Regions from separate parts of the Homo sapiens genome. Here region 1 is linked to region 2. Evidence: chromatin loops called from intact Hi-C (ENCODE). Cell type or tissue: adrenal gland. All regions are shown on one strand. Links, peaks and the distances in the headings refer to the core of each region. The heading gives the core; the rest is flanking DNA. Region 1 overlaps MAGI1 (membrane associated guanylate kinase, WW and PDZ domain containing 1). Region 2 overlaps MAGI1 (membrane associated guanylate kinase, WW and PDZ domain containing 1).

What was found. A loop is a pair of places that touch in the nucleus more often than their neighbours do. Peaks named below come from ENCODE experiments on the same cell type or tissue, not always from the same donor. Only the 100,000 strongest peaks of a DNase experiment are listed, where the experiment ranks them.
Region 1: it touches region 2 in a loop (3-fold over the local background); 10 of 110 quality-filtered maps call a loop at or near these places.

The regions. Positions count from the first base shown.
Region 1 is chr3:65,353,972-65,359,354 of GRCh38, reverse strand. It overlaps MAGI1 (membrane associated guanylate kinase, WW and PDZ domain containing 1), which reads left to right. Exons shown (of 23, transcript NM_001033057.2): 23 at 2,223-5,383. The coding sequence ends at 2,977. Among named protein-coding and RNA genes, the nearest start is that of LINC02040, 180 kb to the right of the region's middle. In adrenal gland, for the core only: no CTCF peak of the experiment used is centred there; DNase peaks (open chromatin) are centred at 2,364 and 2,514; H3K4me3 peaks cover 818 bases.
Region 2 is chr3:65,670,465-65,675,847 of GRCh38, reverse strand. The region is part of intron 1 of MAGI1 (membrane associated guanylate kinase, WW and PDZ domain containing 1); the gene reads left to right. Among named protein-coding and RNA genes, the nearest start is that of MAGI1-AS1, 220 kb to the left of the region's middle. In adrenal gland, for the core only: a CTCF peak has its summit at 2,784 (motif pointing right); a DNase peak (open chromatin) is centred at 2,777.

The sequences.
Region 1 (5,383 bases), core at 87-5,086, 320 kb after region 2:
CCGATTGCGGTCTCTGCAGCCTTATTTGAGTGTTGCCTTAGACTGTCTGACTGGACAAATAAACTCTCTTTGCCCTATGTTAACAAATGTAGATTTTTTTTCTTTCCTCTGTGTTATAGGGAATCTAAATGTTCAACTTTTTCTCTTTCTCTCTTTCTCCTTCTCTCTGACTGTTCTTGGTGCTGGGCCCTCCCTTCCACAGCGATGATACCTCCTAATATCGCTGCATGTATGAGAAATGAAAAGCTCGGGGAGGCTTGCTTCTACCTTATGGGCCATAATCAAACTACGGTTTGTAGCTCAATCAATACTAGGTGTTTCTGTGCTGTGGCCTAATTTCCTCATTGCTTCTGCTTAGCTCTGTTTTGATATGTTTGGCAATTCATTCTGAGCACCCTGCGTTCTTTGAATTGTAAGTACAACGCTGACCCTGTTGAAGTGTTGCCTTCCCTTGTCTTAAAAGTAGGCATAAGAAGCCACTGGTGATCCAAGTGCCTTCCTGTATCCACATCTTCACATGACCTTTGTTAAGAACCTGTTTTTTGTTCATTCTCGTAGCCAACCCAGTATTTAGAAAGAATGAACCTTGTTTCATGGAGCCCTGTATCGTAGGGCTTTGCTAGATGGGAAGACGAGATTTCCTGCTTGGTCAGGTATCTCTTTGCAAACTGCAGTCCATGGGCCCAATCCTGTCCATAGCCTGTTTTTGTAAGTAAAGTTTTATTGACACATAGGCACGCCCATTACTTTTGTGTTGCCTGTGTTTTTATACCACAGTGGCAGAGCTGAATAGCTGTAACAGAGATGGTGTGGCCCAAAACACCCAGATTATTTACTATTGCCCTTTAGAGAAAGTTGGCTGACCCCTGCTTTTGGCTTTTCACTTGCTTTTTGTTAAAAACCCACTCTAGGTTTTGGGAAGTTGTCATGAAACAGGTTAATTGCTAAATATTGACCTTGTTGGCTCATGAAAGATCCTTAAAGAGCCCCAGTGACCCCTTAGTCTCTGACTGTCATACAAGTCTGCCCTCCAGACTGCAGTGCCTTGTTTCAGGTGCTTTGCTTGGAATGGTGTCATGTGGATGACTTGTTGGGTTTAGTTGCAACAAAGCATCCTAGCTTTGAAAAGAGCTCTCCTCAATTCAGGACACTGCCTAAAACATTTGCACTGTCATTTCAAATATTGAATAATGATAAATAGGGGCCATTATGGGCTGCCCTGCTTTTAAACCTGTAGAAACCTTGATGTTATAGGAAGCAGCCCAGTGACTCCAAGCTCTTAGATGTCATTATGACTGCCTCCCATGTCATAAAGAAAAAATGCCTCTAAACCAAAAATTTTATTTGACCCCCATCCAATCTCAAATGTGTACTTAGCAGCTTCTCTTCCCCTACCTTTTATCTATCAGAAAACACCTTTTAAAAACAGTTCCTTATTTTTTAATGTGTGCAAAAGTAGAGAACGTAGTTGAATAATACAGATAGGACAGTTTAATGGGCCCTTGCGTACATATCCCATTTGCCAGTCGTCAACATCTGGCCAGCATGTTGCCTCTGTAATCCCCTTTGCCTGCTACCCTGGATTTTTTTTAAATAGAAGTATACTTCTGCATATGGTAAAATGCATAAATCCTGAATATACAGTGCAGTAGATTTTTCACTTCTGTATGCGCCCATTTAATCACCACCCAGATAAGATGTAGATGATTCCTGCCCTGCTCCAGAAAGCTTCCCAGGTGCCCCTTCTTCACATCAATACCCTAAATTATTTTTAAGTAAATCAAAACAAGTATTCTTTAAAGCAAAGAATATTTTCTTGGGTGTGGGAGACGGGTGGGCACAGGGGAAAAGGGTTGGGGGGGTGGGAAAGGAAGAACAAGGGATAGCTACAGAGAGGAAATTTTGATGCCTCTAGACAGACTATTTGGATTGTGCCTTTAAAGACTCAAATCATGACTGATTTTTGTCAGTTCTTTAATGATCTATGTCTCGGGTATGGAGAACATTCAGTCAGCCAGACGCTGAAAGCCACAAGTACTAGTTTTTAACCCTAACTACGTGCAGTTATCCTTAAGTTAACAGATTCAGTTGGCTTTGAGTCTGACTGCTTTAACAGTTGTTTGCTTGTTGTGACTAATGAGGTCTCGAGTGTGGGTGGGAACGGGGACAGGAGCCGAGGGACCTTCGTACCCAACTGTTGCTCTCGTTTATTTTCCTGGCAGACCCCAGCAGCGACCGCCACGGCCCCGCCACCGGTCCACAAGGTGTTCCGGAAGTGAGGGCCGGGCCCGACCGCCGGCAGCATCCGTCATTGGAGTCCAGTTACCCACCCGATCTTCACAAATCATCACCACATGGGGAAAAGCGGGCACACGCAAGGGATCCGAAAGGCAGCAGAGAGTATAGCAGACAACCCAATGAACACCACACCTGGAATGGGACTTCGAGGAAACCCGACAGCGGGGCATGCCGACCCAAGGACCGGGCGCCGGAGGGACGGAGGGACGCGCAGGCCGAGCGCGCGGCAGCCGCCAACGGCCCCAAGAGGCGGTCCCCAGAGAAGCGGAGGGAGGGCACCCGCAGCGCCGACAACACTTTGGAGAGGAGGGAGAAGCACGAGAAGAGACGAGACGTCTCTCCGGAGCGGAGGCGAGAGCGGTCACCCACCCGCAGGAGAGACGGCTCCCCCAGCCGGCGGAGACGGTCTCTGGAGAGACTCCTGGAGCAGAGGAGGTCCCCCGAGCGCAGGAGAGGGGGCTCGCCCGAGCGCAGGGCCAAGTCCACCGACCGGAGGCGCGCACGCTCCCCCGAGCGCAGGAGAGAGCGGTCCCTGGACAAAAGGAACAGAGAGGACAGAGCCAGCCACCGAGAAAGGGAAGAGGCGAATCTGAAACAGGATGCCGGCAGAAGTTCCAGACATCCCCCGGAGCAGAGAAGGCGACCTTACAAAGAATGTAGCACCGACCTCAGTATCTGAGACGCTGAGTCACATTCCAACCTTTACCGTGTCAAAGGTTCTAAGAGGAAAGTCACAAACCTGAAATTATTTAGTTTCTTACCTAATGAAGCATCTGACACCTGATGATCCTATGAATAACAACAAACATTTTATGCATTTGAAATCTTATAAGAAAAAATATATATGAAAAGTATTGTGCCTGATGTATCATATTAAAGAAAGTATTTTTAAATGCATACTTTTTTGGAAATTATTTGCCAAATGCTGGCCCAAAGGGATATAAATTTTGTTTCTACGTAACCTGTAGAATCGTCAAGAATTGTTCCCGTTTTGGGGCAATCTTTTTCTCTCCTGGTTAAATGGGGCTGTTGATCATTTTCTCTACGTAAGGGAATTTATTGATTAAGTTTAATTAATTTGATATAGACTGTCATGTAGTGATGTAGTGCTATACTGTAGTCGGAAGTTTTTCTTAAAAGCAAAGAGCAAAAATGCAAAGTTTTATTTGTAAAAGCTGAGGACCCTTGGGGATGGATTAGGTTTGCCGATGATCCTAAAAGTAAGCAAACTGTATGACAAGACTACTATTGCAAATGAAGGATATTTATAGCTAAACTGCGCAGCACAAAGAAGTTTTATATTGTGAGTTATAGTTGGTTCAGAAAACAGTTTGTACTCTCCCTGGCCCAGGAAGGCACACAGACAAAAATGTCGGCCACTTTTACTCAAATACAGCCCAAGCACAGACAGTCAGGTTCGTGATCATCACCAACATCTGATAAAATCTCATTGAAGGCAATGCCATCACAGCTTTGCTCAATTACTACGAGGAAGAGACAACAAGCATCTTTCGTGTTGTCTCGTCTGATTGGAGGCTGAATAGTAGATGGAATGGGGGGACAGTGTGCCTGGTGTGAGGAAGACGTAAGATCCCCAATTTGGAAAGCATGCCCCCCTCCCTTTTAGTAGAAGCCCATGGTTGCCCTTTGCCAAACTGGGGAGGAGGCAATGAGCCTTGGTGGAAGGAACCTCTCTGTTGATATTTAAAGAAGTGAGGGCTGTGGGTATTCATTGTTAGAAATGCCAATTTCACTTTGAAACCATAGTCCAAGTCTCTAGGTTGGTAGAAGGGAAAGGAAGGAAGTGGTCCCAGTGATTCTAGGTCTGGTTGGGAAACTTCTGCCTCATGACTCTGTCCTTTGAGTCCTTTGGACAGCAGCACAAAACATAACAATTTTTATTTTTAAACAGACCCATTCTTTTTGATCCCACAGGAGCTGTGGTTGGGTCGGCCGTAGCCCCGGGATGTGGTTTAAGTGGATTACTGCCTAGCTGAGCCAAAATGTTTGCTTGTACCTGTTGGACCACTACAGCAAACCGCTGCTTACAGTGCATTGTGTATTTCTGTAGTACTGTTTTGCATTTTCCATAGAGACAGAAAACTTTGCAAGTCAATCACTGTTGTTCCCATGGTACTGTAAGAAAAAAAAAAAGGAAAAAGAAAAAAAAAAAGAAAACCAGCCAATCATTGCGTGTACAGAGCTAAAAATTGTAATTAATAGAGCCTGTTGGGAAAAAAAAGAAAACAACTGTTGCCTTTTTTTCTTGTATAAAAGAGAATTTATGACAAAATTTAGCTGTGAGGAATGTGATACGTGTTTATATTTCTGAATATGGAACAAATTGATTCATGGGGATATATTTTAATGTAAACTAAATCAGGTATGTAAAGTTGTTTTAAAATGGGAGACTATATAAGTAATTCTCTAAAGCTTTAGTTGGTTTGAATATCATCATTTCCTCCATGGTGAGCCTGCTTGTGAATTATTAAGCACTTGTTTGCATTCTCTGTTCTTCACTCATTTATTTCTTGCAGTGTGCTATGGACTTAATGCTCTTTCTGTATTGATGAAAAGCAGTATGTGGGCCAATCTTTTTATAAAACACTATGCATATATAAATATTACATTGTTCATAGCTTTATTTGACTTATGGGTTTATACATAACATTAGAATGAGTAGCTGTAGTTGTGTGGACATTTATAAAACAAGTTCCTTTCCTGGAACAGACACAATATACATTCTGTAGCTAAAAAGGAGGGAAAAGTCTGTGAATGCTATTTTTATTATTAAAGTTTTCCATACAAAGCATACATTGAGCTGTAGTAAGGCTGAGGAAGAGTACAACTGAATAATGATGTTCTTTTTCATCAAGTTCCTAAGAGCTGACTTGGAGATTTTATTCCCAGGGCTCCACTGCTAGGATTCTTCTCACTAGTTCTAACAAAATCTGTGATGTTAAATGACTGATGCTCTCAATTGTGATCCAGAGTTTTAAATAAATGAAATCAAGGTGGATTTTGGGAATATATCCTGAAGTTAACATCTTGATGTCCTTCTTGTTGTAAGATGATATTTGGCAAT
Region 2 (5,383 bases), core at 332-5,331:
CAGTATTGGAACAGAATGTTGTTTCTTTGGTTGAACCCATATGAAGTGGTTGGCTTGTGTTCTAGAGCCATCTATTATCAAAGACAATTGTTATCAGTTTTGTTATTGTTGTTGTTTGATTTTGTCTTGTTTTTAGCTTACATCGTTGAAATTCATAAACTAGAGGTACATGTGCCGCTGTGACACTGTAATGAGCCACCTCATTAGATGGCTCCTTGAATTTTTGAATTAAGACCTACTTGGTCTGTGATGGGTTTATTTTTTTGTTCTGCTTTTAATACACTGGTGAATTCATTGTGCTGCCCCGTTTTGTGAATTCATGTGAGTTTTTCTCTGTGTATTCTTCACAAGTTCTCTAATAAATAATTTTTTCTGTGTTCTGTAATGTACTATTAATAAAACTTTCAAGTGGTATTTTTCTGGCATTTCCCCCGTTTTTAAATCACCATTTATACTTTGGCAGAAATTACTTTGAGATTGATGACTGCAGCTTTCCAAATTGATTTATTCTAGGCAAGCATCTTCTACTATTCTTGAAATTTGGAGGCCATGGAGGTTCTGTTTTTAAGGCTGATATGTTGCTGTTTCAAATTATACTTGAAACTCCGAACATATGGAGCTTTTCATCCACCCTTCCATCACCCACGTAAATGAATATCATAATTTTATTTTCATTTGGCCTCATGAATCTCAGTGCCCACACATTGTGATTGAGACTGACAGTGTGGTTGAAGTTTTGTTGGGGAGATCAGAGAGCATCTGGTCAGAATGTTTCTCCTCCTCTAATTTCTGATTCCTTTATCTTACGAGATACAGCAGAGCCAGCCCCATGAACACTTGGAAAGTGCAGCTCTGGAATATCAATGGAGCCCTCTCTCCTGTCTGTTGGGAACCAGGAGCAAAGGCAAATTGGGAATGCATTTTTCAGTGTCTACAGGAAGTTTGAAGTGTATTTATTAACACAAAATGCATCTGTTGGGCTGCAGTGATGAGATTAATCCTCATTTTTAAATATTTGATCTGTAATTGATTAAGCCCTTGAAGCTTTTGCTGTAGTACAAATTTAGACTACTGATGTGCCTGGGAAGTGCACCAGGTTCTGAATTATACAGCGGGTTGCATAGTGGGCAACCTTCAAACCAGAGAACACCTGGGGCCAGCAGGAGTGGGAATACTGAAAAAGTGAAGGGCGCACTGGAATTTTTTAAAATTTATTTTGGTGATGACTCTGAAGGGAAAGGCAGTGTTGAAACTGTCTGAGAACATAAAGCCTTGGAATTAACTGCTGCTAGAAACGAGGGAAAGCCAAACTGTGTTAGTTAGTAAAAGAGAAAGAAGGGGTTGTTCTTGTGATGCATAGCCTCTGACACCTTGGCCCCTTTCCTAAAAATATAGTTCCCATATGTGGAGTTTCACAGGCACCTCATGGGCTTGGGAAGGTCTGTGATCCTAGGGGAGAAATAAAATGACTGGTTCTTGAAAATACATTTGAGGGCTTGAATTCTTCAGCTTTGGCAAGAATCTTAACCAAAGGTCTCATGCTGATAGGGCTGAGATCGGCTTCTCTGTGCTTGTGTATTGTCTTGTTGGGCTTGTCCAACATCCAAAATCCACAGGCCATAACATGCAGAAATCTTAGCTACTTAACATCATTTTTAAGAGCTCTTTTGTTATGGTCATTGCTTATATCTTTAATGTCATCTCCTGTTGCATTCTTGAACACTAGACCTAACCTTATTGAGCTGTCGTATAAGCTTAAATTATTAGTATTTTTTGAGATGGAGTCTCGCTGTGTTCCCCAGGCTGGTCCTGAACCCCTGGGCCCAAGAGAGTCTCCAACCTCAGCCTCCGGAGTAGCTGGGACTACAGGCACATGCCACACGCCCAGCTGTGTATGCTTAAATACGAGGTGACTCTAATAGAAGGCATTCCTCCATTTAGCTAATGAGAAGAATGAGGGAGAAAATGCTTTTGTTTTGCCAACTTGAGTAGATAAGCTTTTAGGACTATAGGTGAAATAGGAAACGCCTATTTATAATATTTATTGAACTAGACATACAATAATATAATTTACAAATCTCTGTGCCCACATGTTATAGGAATGTGCACGCAGGGCTCACCAGTAGTGAGATGAGTGAGGTGTTTGTGTCTGAAGATCCAAATGACTGTTGTTTCAGAGAATGTCAGAGCTGGAAGCACCCTTAGAGATCCTGTCCATGGTCCTTACCTCACAGATAACGAAACTGAGGCTCAGTGTGGGCACACAGCAGGCTGTGGCAGAGCTGAGTTCCTACTTTTTCTCAAATTGGAGTAGGAGTATCTCTGGAGGATGTAGGTATCCAAGGTAATATGCCCCAGGGGCTAAATATGGTACACCTCAACAAATTATCTATTTAACCCGAATATTTGGTCATACAAGTTAAGTAGTTGAACTATAAATATTTTATACATGTTTTTACGTAAAAAAACAGACACAGGTTACTCTGGTATACAGCACAAGATTCATATAAAAGTTTAAGATAAACTAAGACATCAGGAAATTTGAGGCAGTTATTTTAGGCTTCACCTCCAGATCATTAGAAGAAATTCATTCAGTGTCTGGCCATGTAAAAGGGTATAAACATTAGGAGAAATGTTTAAGAGCTTCTGCACTACACCACTTAGAGTAGTGTACGGATGCTGTCCCTCATGTAAAACTTCAGTCATCGAATCTTAATTTAGGTGAACAAAAACTCGCAAGCCCAGGCACAAGTGCAACAGCTCTGTGTACCACCGACAGATGGCGCTGGCGGTCATTTATGTGATGCCCTTTTGAGTTGGGAACAAATATTTTTTAATACTCACCTTCGCAGAACCTGTCATAACACATACATTGAGAAACTAGGATAGAAGAAAGCAATTTATCATACTTGATTATGGCCTGGTGGCATATCACCTAAGATTAATTGATTCCCTTCTACTATAATTTTATACTCATAAAGAATTGAAATAATTTCTTTTAACACTTTAATAGTGGTTAGGGCCCACCCTTGATAGAGTGCACTGGTAGTACGTGCTTTAAAGGAATGAATTTGAATTATAGTTACAAGTCTGTTTCCTCCGAAATCAGTTTCTAGTAAATGGATTTATTGGTATCTGATCAACTGAATTGATAACATGCAATTTCTGAGCAGAATTCTATTGTGGTTTCATAATCCAGGACATTTTCTCCTTCTTCTCCGTGCCTTACAGACACCCTTCTATTCAGTATCCTTTTAAGGATGTTTTTCCCCCTCTTCAATGAAGATTGTTCCTATTTTTACTTTAACAACCCCAGGCACTTTCAAATGTAATCATTTTCATCCTATTTTTACACATGGGTATATAAAGTAAGTGTGACCTAAACCGATATAATCTGATATATCTATAAATTAGTAAAATTTTTTAAAAATGGCTTCTTTGTCAGCGATTTATCATCAGCAGTTTCTCCTTTGGAGCTTAATTAGCATATACAAATACAGCAAAGACTAATTCTCTAAAGTACTTTCTTGCCATGGAACAGATTTGTTTTGAGTTGGAGATAGGATCTGGGATTGTCAGACTAAAGCCTCCATGTCTGAAGTGTAGACAATGCCCACTTTTTTCTTTTGCATTTTGCTTCTTAAATGACATGAAAGCATTTCATGAATCTGAAAAGAGGAGCACACTCCCCAGTGTCATTTGGAGTCAAGGTTTCTAGTAAATTCAGTTTTGGCAATACTGGTTTGGGGATTTTTTTTTCCACCCAGGAATGCAGCAACCACTTTGCATAATGGGAAAATTGCATCTCCAATTTGGGATTCAGTTTTTACCTACCTCAGGTGTGTGAAGTGGAAACTAACCTTTTTGTAGTGATAATTGTGCCCAATTTTGTATCTATGGTGAACTGATTGTAAGTCTATCACGGGTCAGCTTTTGGCCAGATTTCCTTATGAGGATTTCCTTATGAGGATTGGAGTTGTAGGAACTTTTTTTGGTCATTACACCCTCTCTGTGCAGTGTGAATAGAAGCCTGTCAAGGAGGGAAGTGATGGGTATCTGAGTGATTTCACAGACTGGATTGTTAGCCATGGAAAGGTTTGACACACAGTCTAGCTTTGCCCACTCAGTAGCTAGATAAAGAAATTGAGGCACAGAGAGGGCAAGTAACTTTCTCAAGATGACATAACTAATTGGTGACAAATGATGGACTATTCTATGGGACCCCTTGACACTCTGATTCTCTGAATCAGTGATAAGACTTGCTATCTGCATTTTTAACCCATTAAAAATATACCCTAGGCATTTCTAATATGTAGCCAGGTTTAGGAATTCCCTACTTTCTTTCTTTTAATTTATAGCAGTGGTTTTCAACCGGTGGCAGTTTTGAATTGCAGGGGGCATTTGGCCAGCTCATTTGGGTGAGTTGGTTCCTATGGGAGACATTTTTAATTGTCACAAATGTCGATTGCTCCTGGTATCTAGTCAGTAAGAGCCGAGGATACTGCTGCACATCCTACAGTGCATAGCAATGCAGAGCAAAGATTTATCCAGCCCCAAATGCCAGTAGTGCCAAGATTGAGAAACACCTGCTTTACAGTGATTCATAGCATTGGCTCTAGAGTGCCAAATCCCGGTTCAAATTTTAGCTCTTACCAGCTCTGTAGTACTAGGCAACATAATCAGTCTCTTGAAGCTCAGTTGTCTCATCTGTAAAATGGGGATATTAACAGTTTTACTTCACAGGGTTGTGGTGAGGAGTAATGTAAAGTGCTTAGAAGAATTGCATGGCTGATTCTACATTCTCAATAAGCATTAGGTATTATGATAAATATTAACATCATTACAATTCATGAGTTTCAGTTATTTTACATCATAAAACAGCTAAAAACAGTGAATGAATAGCTCCCAACAGGAGAAAGTTACATAAAGCACTTTGGTACATTCTAGAGGCTTAATACATGCTTGTTGGTTTTTACTTAATTAAAGAATATGAATGTGGTTGTATATGTGCCTGTTTACCTTGGCTATTTTTCTGTTTATATCTAGTAAGAGTGATAAGTAGCAAATTTGCCCAGTTTCAGGGCAAGGGCTATATTTATCTGCATTAACTATGGAGACCACTGAGGTTCCCGGGGAAGAGATGAACAGTGGATAAGCTCCATGGGTACCAAACATGATCCCAGAGAAAGAAACACGTACCAACTATGTGGTTCATTAGCTTTGCAAAAAATCTTAGCAAGATTGTAAACTCATTGCAGGTAAAGACCTTTGTTATAATTCTTCTGTAGTCCATAATGTCTATGGCTATGTCAGACATATTGATGGTACTCTATAAATAATTATTTTGGGGTTGAGGATTTGAGAGCAACCTCTAAATTTTCAT